2 separate regions of the Homo sapiens genome follow, and region 1 is linked to region 2. The links are chromatin contacts, found by Hi-C or POLR2A ChIA-PET in ENCODE. All regions are on one chromosome and are shown on one strand. The core of a region is the stretch at or near the end of the contact, and the rest is flanking DNA. Distances in the headings are between cores, read along the strand shown.

Region 1 (5,099 bases), core at 727-3,226, 43 kb before region 2:
GTATACAGTTTGATAAGTTCTGACAAATGCATACACCCATGTAACCCACATCCTTCTGAAAATATAGAGCATTTCATCACCCCTAGAAATTCCCTCCTGCTGAGGGGACTTTTTTTTTTTAAACAATACAAATGAGAGATAATGAAGGCTTCTTATCCTGAGGTGGGAGGGTTGTAGCTATGGGAATGGAAGGGAAGAGCTGGAGAGACTTTGGAAGGAGAATCCAGAGTAGACCCGTTGGATGTGGGAGATGAGAGAAGAACGAATGCTGGTAGCAGAGCCACTAACAGAAACAGGAGATAGGGAGGAAGTCTAGGTTGTTGCAGGTGGATTGGAAGAATGAGTACAGTTAAGACTGTTGGCTGGGCGCATTGGCTCACGCCTGTAATCCCAGCACTTCGGGATGCTGAGGCTGGCGGATCACGAGGTCAGCAGTTTGAGAGCAGTCTGGCCAACATGGCGAAACCCCATCTCTACTAAAAATACAAAAATTAGCCAGGCGTGGTGGTGGGTGCCTATAATCCCAGCTACTCGGGAGGCTGAGAGAAAAGAATCGCTTGAACCCGGGAGGTGGAGGTTGCAGTGAGCCAAGATCGTGCCATTGCACTCCAGCCTGGGCGACAAGAGTGAAACTCCGTCTCAACAAACAACAACAACAAAAACTTTTAAAAAGTGGGCTGGGCGTGGTGGCTCATACCTGTAATCCCAGCACTTTGGAAGGCCGAGGTGGGTGGATCACTTGAGGTTGGGAATTCGAGACCAGCCTGACAGACATGGAGAAACCCTGTCTTTACTAAAAATTCAAAATCAGCTGGGCATGGTGGCGCATGCCTGTAGTCCCAGCTACTCGGGAGCAGAGGTTGCGGTGAGCCAAGATCGCGCCATTGCACTCCAGCCTGGGCAACAGGAGCAAAACTCCTCCCCCTCAAAAAAAAAAAAAAAAAAAGAAATCTGGTGGCTCACGCCTGTAATCCTAGCACTTTGAGAGACCGAGGCAGGCGGATCACCTGACATCAGGAGTTTGAGACCAGCCTGGCCAACATGGTGAAACCCCTTATCTACTAAAAATACAAAAATTAGCCGGGCGTGGTGGCGGGTGTAATCCCAGCTACTTGGGAGGCTGAGGCAGGAGAATCGCTTGAACCTGGGAGGCGGAGGTTGCAGTGAGTGGAGATGGCACCACTGCACTCCAGCCTGGGCCACAGAGCGAGACTCCATCTCAAAAAAAAAAAAAAAAAAAAAAGTGAAGTCTTTACATAAATGGATTACGTGTGCTGCCCTTTGAGAAGTTTGTTGATGAAAGGAGAAAGGAAATAGTAGCACCAGAGGAAAAGATCAGGGATTTACCCTGTTCTTACAGGATAACAGCTCCTTGCTCTTTTCAGCTAGCTTTTCAAAGGACAGGGATAGGACAGCCCCCTGCCTTATTTCGGATACTTGGATCTATAACCTCCAGAAATTCAAGCTGAAGTAGCTGGAGGTCGGAGAGGAATGAGAACTGCCTGGGTGGGGTCTGCCAGCCAGACACTGCCAGGATAGCCACAAGGAGACGACTTGGAAGAACAGACAGCAACCACGTTGGACTCAGGCAGTCCTGGGTTTGAATCCTGTCTCTGTCACCACCTAGCCTGATGACCTTGGGCACATCCTGAGCACCCTGTGCCTTATCTGTAAAATGGAAACAATCATGCCGACCTTTCAGGGTGGTTTTGAGGATTAGAGACTAGCTCCTGACACACAGTAGGTAATCGTAAATGGGTGCTATTGTTTGGCCCGACCCACGTTATAGGACAGAACGTCTAACGGATGCGTCAGAACCTGCGCCCTCCGGATCTTGGAGGGTACAGAGGGCGCCCCTCGGCCTCCTCCCTTTCGGAGGTGGGGACAAGGTGGAGGAAGGGCTGCAGGAGGAGGAGCTCTAGCATCGCGACCCGCCCCGTCCCGTCCAGTCTGGCCTGGGCGCCGCGGGAACGCTGTCCTGGCTGCCGCCACCCGAACAGCCTGTCCTGGTGCCCCGGCTCCCTGCCCCGCGCCCAGTCATGACCCTGCGCCCCTCACTCCTCCCGCTCCATCTGCTGCTGCTGCTGCTGCTCAGTGCGGCGGTGTGCCGGGCTGAGGCTGGGCTCGAAACCGAAAGTCCCGTCCGGACCCTCCAAGTGGAGACCCTGGTGAGGAGATAGTCCCGACCCTCAGCCCCCGTGGGCCGAGCCTTGTTGGGTGGTAATACTGGGGTCTCAGCGAACCTGGGAGCCGGGAGGAGAGGAAGTGCGGGAACTGAGTTGGGGGTGGTGCCGGGTCTAGGGGCGAGAACGGGATCTTTGGAAGAGCATCCGTGACCCCTGTAGTCCGATCGTAGGTGGAGCCCCCAGAACCATGTGCCGAGCCCGCTGCTTTTGGAGACACGCTTCACATACACTACACGGTGAGGGGTCTGGGGGGCCGGGGCGGGGCCTGGGAGGGGGCGGCGCCCTGCTGAAACACGTCAGCTTTGGCTTGGACACGTGGCAAGCGGTTCGGGAGAAGAAACTCGGGGCTCTGGGGTCGTCGAGCACGTGGCGAGGGGAGAGACGTTGCTCTTCCGTGCCTCTTTTCCCTCCTTGCTTTTCTGCCAGTTCCTACCTGGCACGGAGAAGTGCAGGGTGGAGAGATCTCCGAGAAGCGCCAGCCTTCTGGGGCTTCCTGTTCCTTACAGCGGTAAGGGGAACGCTAGGCTGCCGCACTAAGGGGGCTGCCGCCGCCCAGCGGTCCAGGTGTGTGTTGCGCGCCTGCTGGGAGGGAGAGGGTGCTAGATGTATGCTCTTGATGCTCTCTCCCCCCAGGGAAGCTTGGTAGATGGACGTATTATTGACACCTCCCTGACCAGAGACCCTCTGGTTATAGAACTTGGCCAAAAGCAGGTGATTCCAGGTATGTGACCTGTGCCTCCCATTCCACCTCTTCCCAACCTAAGCCCTTTCTTAGCCTCTTCGGCTCCAAAGCTGCCCTGGAAATCCCCCCTGAAATGAGTAAGACCCTAGGGCTCTACGAGTTACCTCCTGAGGTTCAAACCTCACTTCTAGTACTCCACTTGTCCCATATCCTATTGGAAGCCAGAGATTTAAGAAGTGAGGGAAAGGTCAATTGAGGATGGAGGAGGAAGACTTTGATCTTCATGTCATGGGATTTGGGGAAGGTGGATAGCTTCCAGTTCAGTTGTGTCTTCTTCTTCAAGGTCTGGAGCAGAGTCTTCTCGACATGTGTGTGGGGTGAGTATCTCGGCAGGGGTGGGCCTGGGTACCCCCTTTGCATGGGTAGAGGCTTTCTCGGCCATCCTCACTCCTTAAGCAGGAGAATGTGGAATAAAGGACCCTGCTTCCCACTGGACAGGTCCAGGTCAGTGGGACCTCTGAGGGCATTCAAAGCCTCTGTGCCTCTTGCGCTGTTGCTTTTGTCGGGGGAGTTGAGGCACATGGGGAGATGGACACCTTTGCTGGCCAGCCTGTTTGGTGTTCAGGTGGAAAAATTCGTGTTTTGGGTGTGAAGATTCAGGGGGTTTTGCTGAAGGAGCTTCAGCTGGACTGAGGCTGCTGGCCTACCTCTCCTGCCTCTGGCTGTGACTGACATTCCTTCCCTCAGAGAGAAGCGAAGGGCAATCATTCCTTCTCACTTGGCCTATGGAAAACGGGGATTTCCACCATCTGTCCCAGGTAATCTGACTAGGACTCTCTCTCAGGCCATCAAAATACCCAGTCCCTAAGAGCTATAAGGAGCTATATACTTTGTTTGATGCTTGAGAAGATCCAGACCAAGTTTGTTTAGACAGATAGGAGTGGCTGGGGCCTCCATCTACAGGGCCACCTTTTTCCTCCTCATATCACCAACAGGGACTAAAGACAACCTGATGAGGCCACCTGGCATGACCTCCAGCAGCCAGTAACTTGTTAGGGAAGAGACCTGCTTGGGCCACATGGGTCTGCTGCCTGTGCCACCACCTTTCCCAGAACACTGGACTTCTTTCCTGCCCTTTTCTACAACTCTACGCTGTGTCAGCTGTACAGCCACCCCCCACCCCTTCCTTTCAGCCTCCATCAGGGAAGAGACAGTAAAAATAATCACAGTCAAGTGATTCAAAACAAAACAAAAAGCAACTGTTAAAGCCAAGTCTGCCCCATAACTTTAAAAGCCATCATTGGTCACTGCCGATGTCTATTTTTGAAGGGTTGAGATGGACAGATTTCCCAAGATGCATATCTTTTGCTTTCAGTTCTAACAAATGTTCTATTAGCTAAAATGTGTTGTACTCCACAGAGTATTGGGCTCGTAATTCTTTTTTTTTTTTTGAGATGGAGTTTCACTCTTGTTGCCCAGGCTGGAGTGCAATAGTGCAATCTTCACTCACCACAACCTCCGCCACCCGGGTTCAAGCAATTCTCCTGTCTCAGCCTCCCGAGTAGCTGGGATTACAGGCATGCGCCACCACGACCGGCTAATTTTATACTTTTAGTAGAGATGGGGCTTCTCCATGTTGGCCAGGCTGGTCTCAAACTCCCAACCTCAGGTGATCCGCCTGCCTTGGCTTCCCAAAGTGCGGGGATTACAGGCATGAGCCACCGCGCCTGGCTGGGCTCGTTAATTCTTATCCTAGTTCCAGCTTAGAGGAAGGCCTGGAAGGAGGGTAGGGGGACCAAGGAGAAACTTTTACCCAAAGCCCTATTACCTCCCCATTCCCAGTGCTGCTTATTTGTACCTCTTCTGCCCACTCATTTCTGTTCCACCTGCCCCTTTACTTCTTAAGCAGCATCCTCATCCTTCTTCCTCTTCAGCTCTTATGTTGAAACTCCTGTTATCTCATAATCACGTTGAATGTGCTCATTGGTTGGTTGATTTTTTAAAGTCTAGTTTAAATCCATTTAATTTCAGCCCTGCAAAGACTCTATCCGTGTGGTTATTTGGAAATACGATAAATTAGTAGTTAGTATAGAGGGTTCTCCCACTTACAAATGGAGAAGAGCCTGTACATTTCATATTCACAGAAAGTTTTCCTGCATTCAAAGACTTGTCACTGGACCCAAGCCACATGTGTAGTTGGGGTCAACATGATTATCACTGGACTCTGCTCG
Region 2 (4,963 bases), core at 275-2,774:
CCGGAGGAGAGGCCGGGGACAAAGGAGCAGGGGATCCAAGTGTCCTCAAAGATCAGTGTTTCTGTAGGAACACCTGTGTGTCCTGTGTGATCACTGTGACTGTGTGTGTCAGTGTGGCAAGGTATGCAGGCCTGCCGCGTGTCCTGCTTGTTAGTGGGACCATGGAGATTCCCCTCGTCTCTGGGGCTCCATTACTCAGCTCTCTGCGGTCCCAGGCCTTATCACTTAGCTGTCTGCCCTCTGGCCTCTTCCCTTTGTTTACCAACTTGGCTGGCTTTCTCCTCTGGGAACAAAGGAGGTGTTTGGTTCTGGGCAGTGCCTGGCTCCAGCTACCCGCCCCCATCGCCTCCCCTTTCCAGGAGGGTTGCCCCTGTCTCAGACCCCTTGGCTCTGACAGGCCCATTCCCACAGCTCCAGGGAGAGAGGAGGCTGATCTTCTCATTTGGCACCCCCTTTTTTCTCACCCTCTGGCCCCATTCCTGTCCCCAGCAAGGCCCCTGAAGCTTCACTCGTCTAGGCTGGAGACAGCTCCTCTCCCTATTGTCTGGCCAGGATTTGGAAGCTCTGGTTACCATAGCAACCCCTGGGCATTTAATTAAGGGAGGAGGCCTTCATTTTCCAGGCTGGGCAGTTCCAAATCTCAACCCGAAAAAGGATACCCTGAGGGGGTGAGGAAGAAGTGTTGTCCTCCAGTATAGCATAATTCCGGCTTCCCCACAAAGTCTGTTATGGCTTTCCCAGCCTACCCCCTCCCAGCTGCCACCCCGATCACCACCTCATGCCAGAGCAGGCTGGGGAGGCCTCTCAGATCAGCTAGGGCAAAACCCAGGTCCCAGGCCAGTAGAGGTTTCAAGGAAGGGATGGTGTGCAATTGCTGTAAGCCACCCCTCCCCTATATGCACTGTCGCTTTGTTTACTGGACTGTGGGGTCAGGGATAAGGGTGGGAGATCATTCAACACTGGCATACTGTCCAATTTCTTTGCCGTGGAATGGGCTTCAGGGCTCTTTGAACTCCCTGAAATTGAATGTAATATGTATAAATTCATTATAAGGCTTTTTCCTAGGTACTGGGTACATAGCTTTCATTAGATCCCCAGGAAAGGGCTCTGTGATCTCAGAAAGGTTCCTAGCACTGCCATTTGCTGGCTGTGAGACCTCAGTCAAATTGTTTAACCTCTCTGTGTCTCTGTGTCTTCATCTATAAAGTGGGGATGATACTACTTCACAAGACTGTTGGCATCTTAGTAAGAGGTTGTTAAGACAGTTATGATTACTCTGAGAGTGGGCTAAATAGAGGGTCCTCGCCTTATCCATCCTATACCCACCTTCCCTGAAGGTAACAGGTCTGCCCTCTCAATAGGGGGCATTCACCTCCTCCTGGCTCCTTCTCTTATTCCCTCTCTGCTCCACCTCAGGCTGCTGGAAAGTGCTCCAGACGCTGATGGGAAGCAGTCGCTCTCCAGAGACTCGTCATGGGGTGGAATTTCCGAGCTCAGGTCACTGAGTTATCCCAGTTCCTGAAATTCTTGTCTCAGATTTCTCAGCCGTCGCCGTGACCACTTTTCCCCATTTCTGGTTAGGTTAGTTTGTGTGTGTGTTTCCTTTTCACTGTATTTTTAGCCTTTGGAAAAAATAAACACATTTCACACGCTAGCACCTTCCTGATCTTTCGGTTCTCCGCAGGCATGGGGGTGGGGCCACTTCTTCCCCTGACCTTTCTTCAACCCTGTCTCCTGTTCCCAGACTCCCACCCCCCAGCACACATCCTTACCTTCTGTTGAGAATTCCCAGACTTATCCCACCCTCCTCCCATCTCTCTGTCTCTCCTGTCCCCTCAGTACTGAGTATATTCCCACCCAGGCTGGACTGATATATGCAGATTGTGACACAATTCTGAGTCTCTGGGTTCCTTATCCTTTTCATCTTGTTTCCCTTCTAGAAATCCCTCCTCCTTTCCCACTGTGACATTTTCCCCTTGTTTCAGAAAAGGCAAGTCTATCCCTGCGGTTCTGGCTTGTCCCACTGCAGTAGCACCCTGATTCAAACGAGCTGTGAAGTTGTTGCCAGAAAAACGGGTCCTCATCCAAACCCCAAGAAAGGATTCTTGGATCTCGTGCAGGAAGGAATTCAAGGCAAGCCATAGGGCGCAGTGAGAAGAGATAGTTGATTGAAAGCTACTCAGTTACAGAGTAAGGGCATCCTTAGAAAGCAATAAGAGGAGGAATGTGCCGACTCTTCTTTTTTTTTTTTTTTTTTTTGAGACTGAGTTTCACTCTTGTCACCCAGGCTGAGTGCAGTGGCATGATCTCTGCTCACTGCAACCTCCGCCTCCCGGGTTCAAGTGATTCTCCTGCCTCAACCTCCCACGTAGCTGGGATTACAAGTGTGCACCATCACGCCCAGCTAATTCTTTTTGTATTTTTAGTAGAGATGGGGTTTCACCATGTTGGCCAGGCTGGTCTCGAATCCCTGACCTCAAGTGATCCGCCTGCCTCAGCCTCCCAAAGTGCTGGGATTACAGGCATGAGGCATCATGCCCAGCCAGCTCTTCTTATATATGGGCCTTATCTATGTAAAAACTAAGCTATGTCTACATATGGGTGGGCTGATAGCATGGCAAATTGTGTTATTCTGTTGATTTAAAGAAAACTATCCTTATTATTGTTACTTTTTTAGGGCATAAGTACATAAAAGCATAACCATGACTATCTTACAAGCATAATTGTTATCCAGTCTCAGCGTATCTAGACATTCTGTTGTGATAGAGTTTGTCCTTGCAGGCATTATTAAGCTGCTTCCTTAGCCATAAACATCTTATGACCATGGGTTGTGACTGGCAAGGAATGTGCCTTGCTAGTTTTATTTTTATTTATTTATTTATTGAGACAGGGTCTCGTTCTGTCACCCAGGCTGGAGTGCAGTAAGTGGCATGATTTCAGCACACTGCAGCCTCCACTTCCTGGGTTCAACTGATTCTCCTGCCTCAGCTTCCCAAGTAGCTGGGATTACAGGTGCCTGCCACCACGCCCTGCTCATATTTGTATTTTTGTAGAGACGAGGTTTCACCGTGTTGGCCAGGTTGGTCTCTAACCTCTGACCTCATGTGATCTGCCCCACTGGACTTCCTAAGGTGCTGGGATTACAGGCGTGAGCCACCGCGACCGGTCCATGCCTGGCTAGTTTTAATATGGAGTTGATTTTAAAATGGTGTCACCCTGGTTCTCCTATGCTGTTTCCCTAACAGAGTCAGATGAACCTAGAACCCTGTACCCCACCAATTATGTTTAGGTTTCATCATTAATACAATAGTATTATATTTAGTAGAGTTGCAGAAAGGTTTATATGAGATCATGCAAGGAGGGCACTGTAGGGGCCACGAGAAACTTTTCCCTTCTTCCTCTAAGGGTTCGCTGAAAACTCAAATCACAAAAGGCAGATTAATTGGAGGAAAAGCATACAAATGTATTTAACACATGTACATGAGGAGAATCACGGTGACTGCCCACTCCCTGGTGGGATTCAGGAGCTTGTATCCCATCCTGGCAAAACAGAGGATGGGAGGCAGGAGAAGAGGAATTCTGTTGAGGAGATTTCTAGGGAGAAGGAATACATCTGGGGAACAGAAACTATCCTGTGCATTATCTTGCAAGAGGGTCTGTTCAGGTGTGGTTACTTAGGTTCCTGTTCTTACAGAGAGGGGAAGAAAAAACAGTTGTTCCTTTTGGTGGGTCTGGATCTTAGGCAGATAAAGGAAGCTCACTTTGGGAGACGGTGGGTGGGGAGAGGGTCAGAGAGACCTGGCGGCTTCTTCAGTTGAGCGTGACAAAACACTGTTTTTTGGGATATTGGTTTCTGAGCCCCAACAGCACTTAGCACAGAGCCTTCCAGGTGCCAAAGACCTCAGGAATGGAGCCATTGATTCCCTGGATCTGAGAGGTCTAAGGGACACAGGGTTATTTCTCAGCTCTCTTGCTCAATTCAGTTCAAACCCCAGCCAAAGGGGTTTGAAGTTGGACTTGGTGTTGTCAGTGTCAGAAGACACAGGTGATACAGGGAGGTGGCAAAGGAGAGATGTGGGAAAGGACTGAGAATTAGATTTGTGAGGGCAAGAGAGGGATTTTTTGCCTGGGCGCAGTGGCTCACACCTGTAATCCCAGCACTTTGGGAGGCCGAGGCGGGAGGATCACCTGAAGTCAGGAGTTCAAGACCAGCCTGGACAACATGGTGAAACCCCATCTCTACTAAAAATACAAAAATTAGCTGGGCATGGTGGCGAACACCTGTAATTCCAGCTACTTGGGAGGCTGAGGGAGGAGAATCACTTGAACCTGAGCCGAGATTGTACCGCTGCACTTCAGCCTGGGCAACAAGAGTGAAACTCCGTCTCAAAAAAAAAAAAAGAAAGAAAGAAAAAAAAAAAGGATTTTAATTATTCCACCTGGAGAAAGCTGGAAGAGGAAAAAATATTTTTTATTTTTTTGGAGATGGAGTTTCACTCTTGTCTCCCAGGCTGGGGTGCAATGGCGCAATCTTGGCTCTCTGCAACCTCCACCTCCCCAGTTCAAGTGATTCTCCTGTCTCAGCCTCCCAAGTAGCTGGGATTACAGGCACCTGCCACCACGTCTGGCTAATTTTTGTATTTTTAGTAGAGAGTAGAGACGGGGTTTCACCATGTTGGCCAGGCTGGTTTTCAACTCCTACCCTCAGGTGATCCACTCACCTCAGCCTCCCAAAGTGCTGAGATTACAAGCATGAGCCACCAAGCCCAGCAGATTTTTTTTCAAGACAGGGTCTCACTCTGTCACCCAGGCTGGAGTACAATGGTGCCATCACAGCTCACTGCACCCTCAACCTCCTGGGCTCAAGCGATCCCCCTGCCTCAGCCTCCTGAGTAACTGGGACCACAGGTGCTCACCACCATGCCCGGCTAATTATTTTATTTTTTGTAGAGACAAGGTCTCC

Evidence for each region. Hi-C counts contacts between places; a loop is a spot of excess contacts on that map. ChIA-PET counts read pairs that join two places held with the same protein, here RNA polymerase II (POLR2A). Pooled maps may share reads with other maps.
Region 1: POLR2A ChIA-PET joins it to region 2 with 24 read pairs in WTC11. The contact joins the promoter of FKBP11 here to the enhancer-like site in region 2. A Hi-C loop is called at or near these places in 10 of 168 maps with a recorded cell type or tissue (CD8-positive, alpha-beta T cell, Caco-2, HepG2 and 6 more) and 16 of 50 pooled maps. POLR2A ChIA-PET finds 5 or more read pairs at or near these places in 16 of 52 experiments (BJ, Caco-2, GM12878 and 12 more).

The regions. Positions count from the first base shown.
Region 1 is chr12:48,922,369-48,927,467 of GRCh38, reverse strand. It overlaps FKBP11 (FKBP prolyl isomerase 11), which reads left to right and starts at 1,976. Exons shown (of 6, transcript NM_016594.3): 1 at 1,976-2,168; 2 at 2,357-2,422; 3 at 2,820-2,907; 4 at 3,212-3,245; 5 at 3,616-3,686. The coding sequence starts at 2,040. RefSeq lists enhancers at 1,611-1,710, 2,971-3,030.
Region 2 is chr12:48,879,097-48,884,059 of GRCh38, reverse strand. No RefSeq gene overlaps it. Among named protein-coding and RNA genes, the nearest start is that of RND1, 16 kb to the right of the region's middle. Within about 2 kb of position 1,524, at least 8 of the 41 ENCODE cell types and tissues checked have a DNase peak (open chromatin) inside an H3K27ac peak, as active enhancers do; they include endothelial cell of umbilical vein, where a contact is called at or near this core.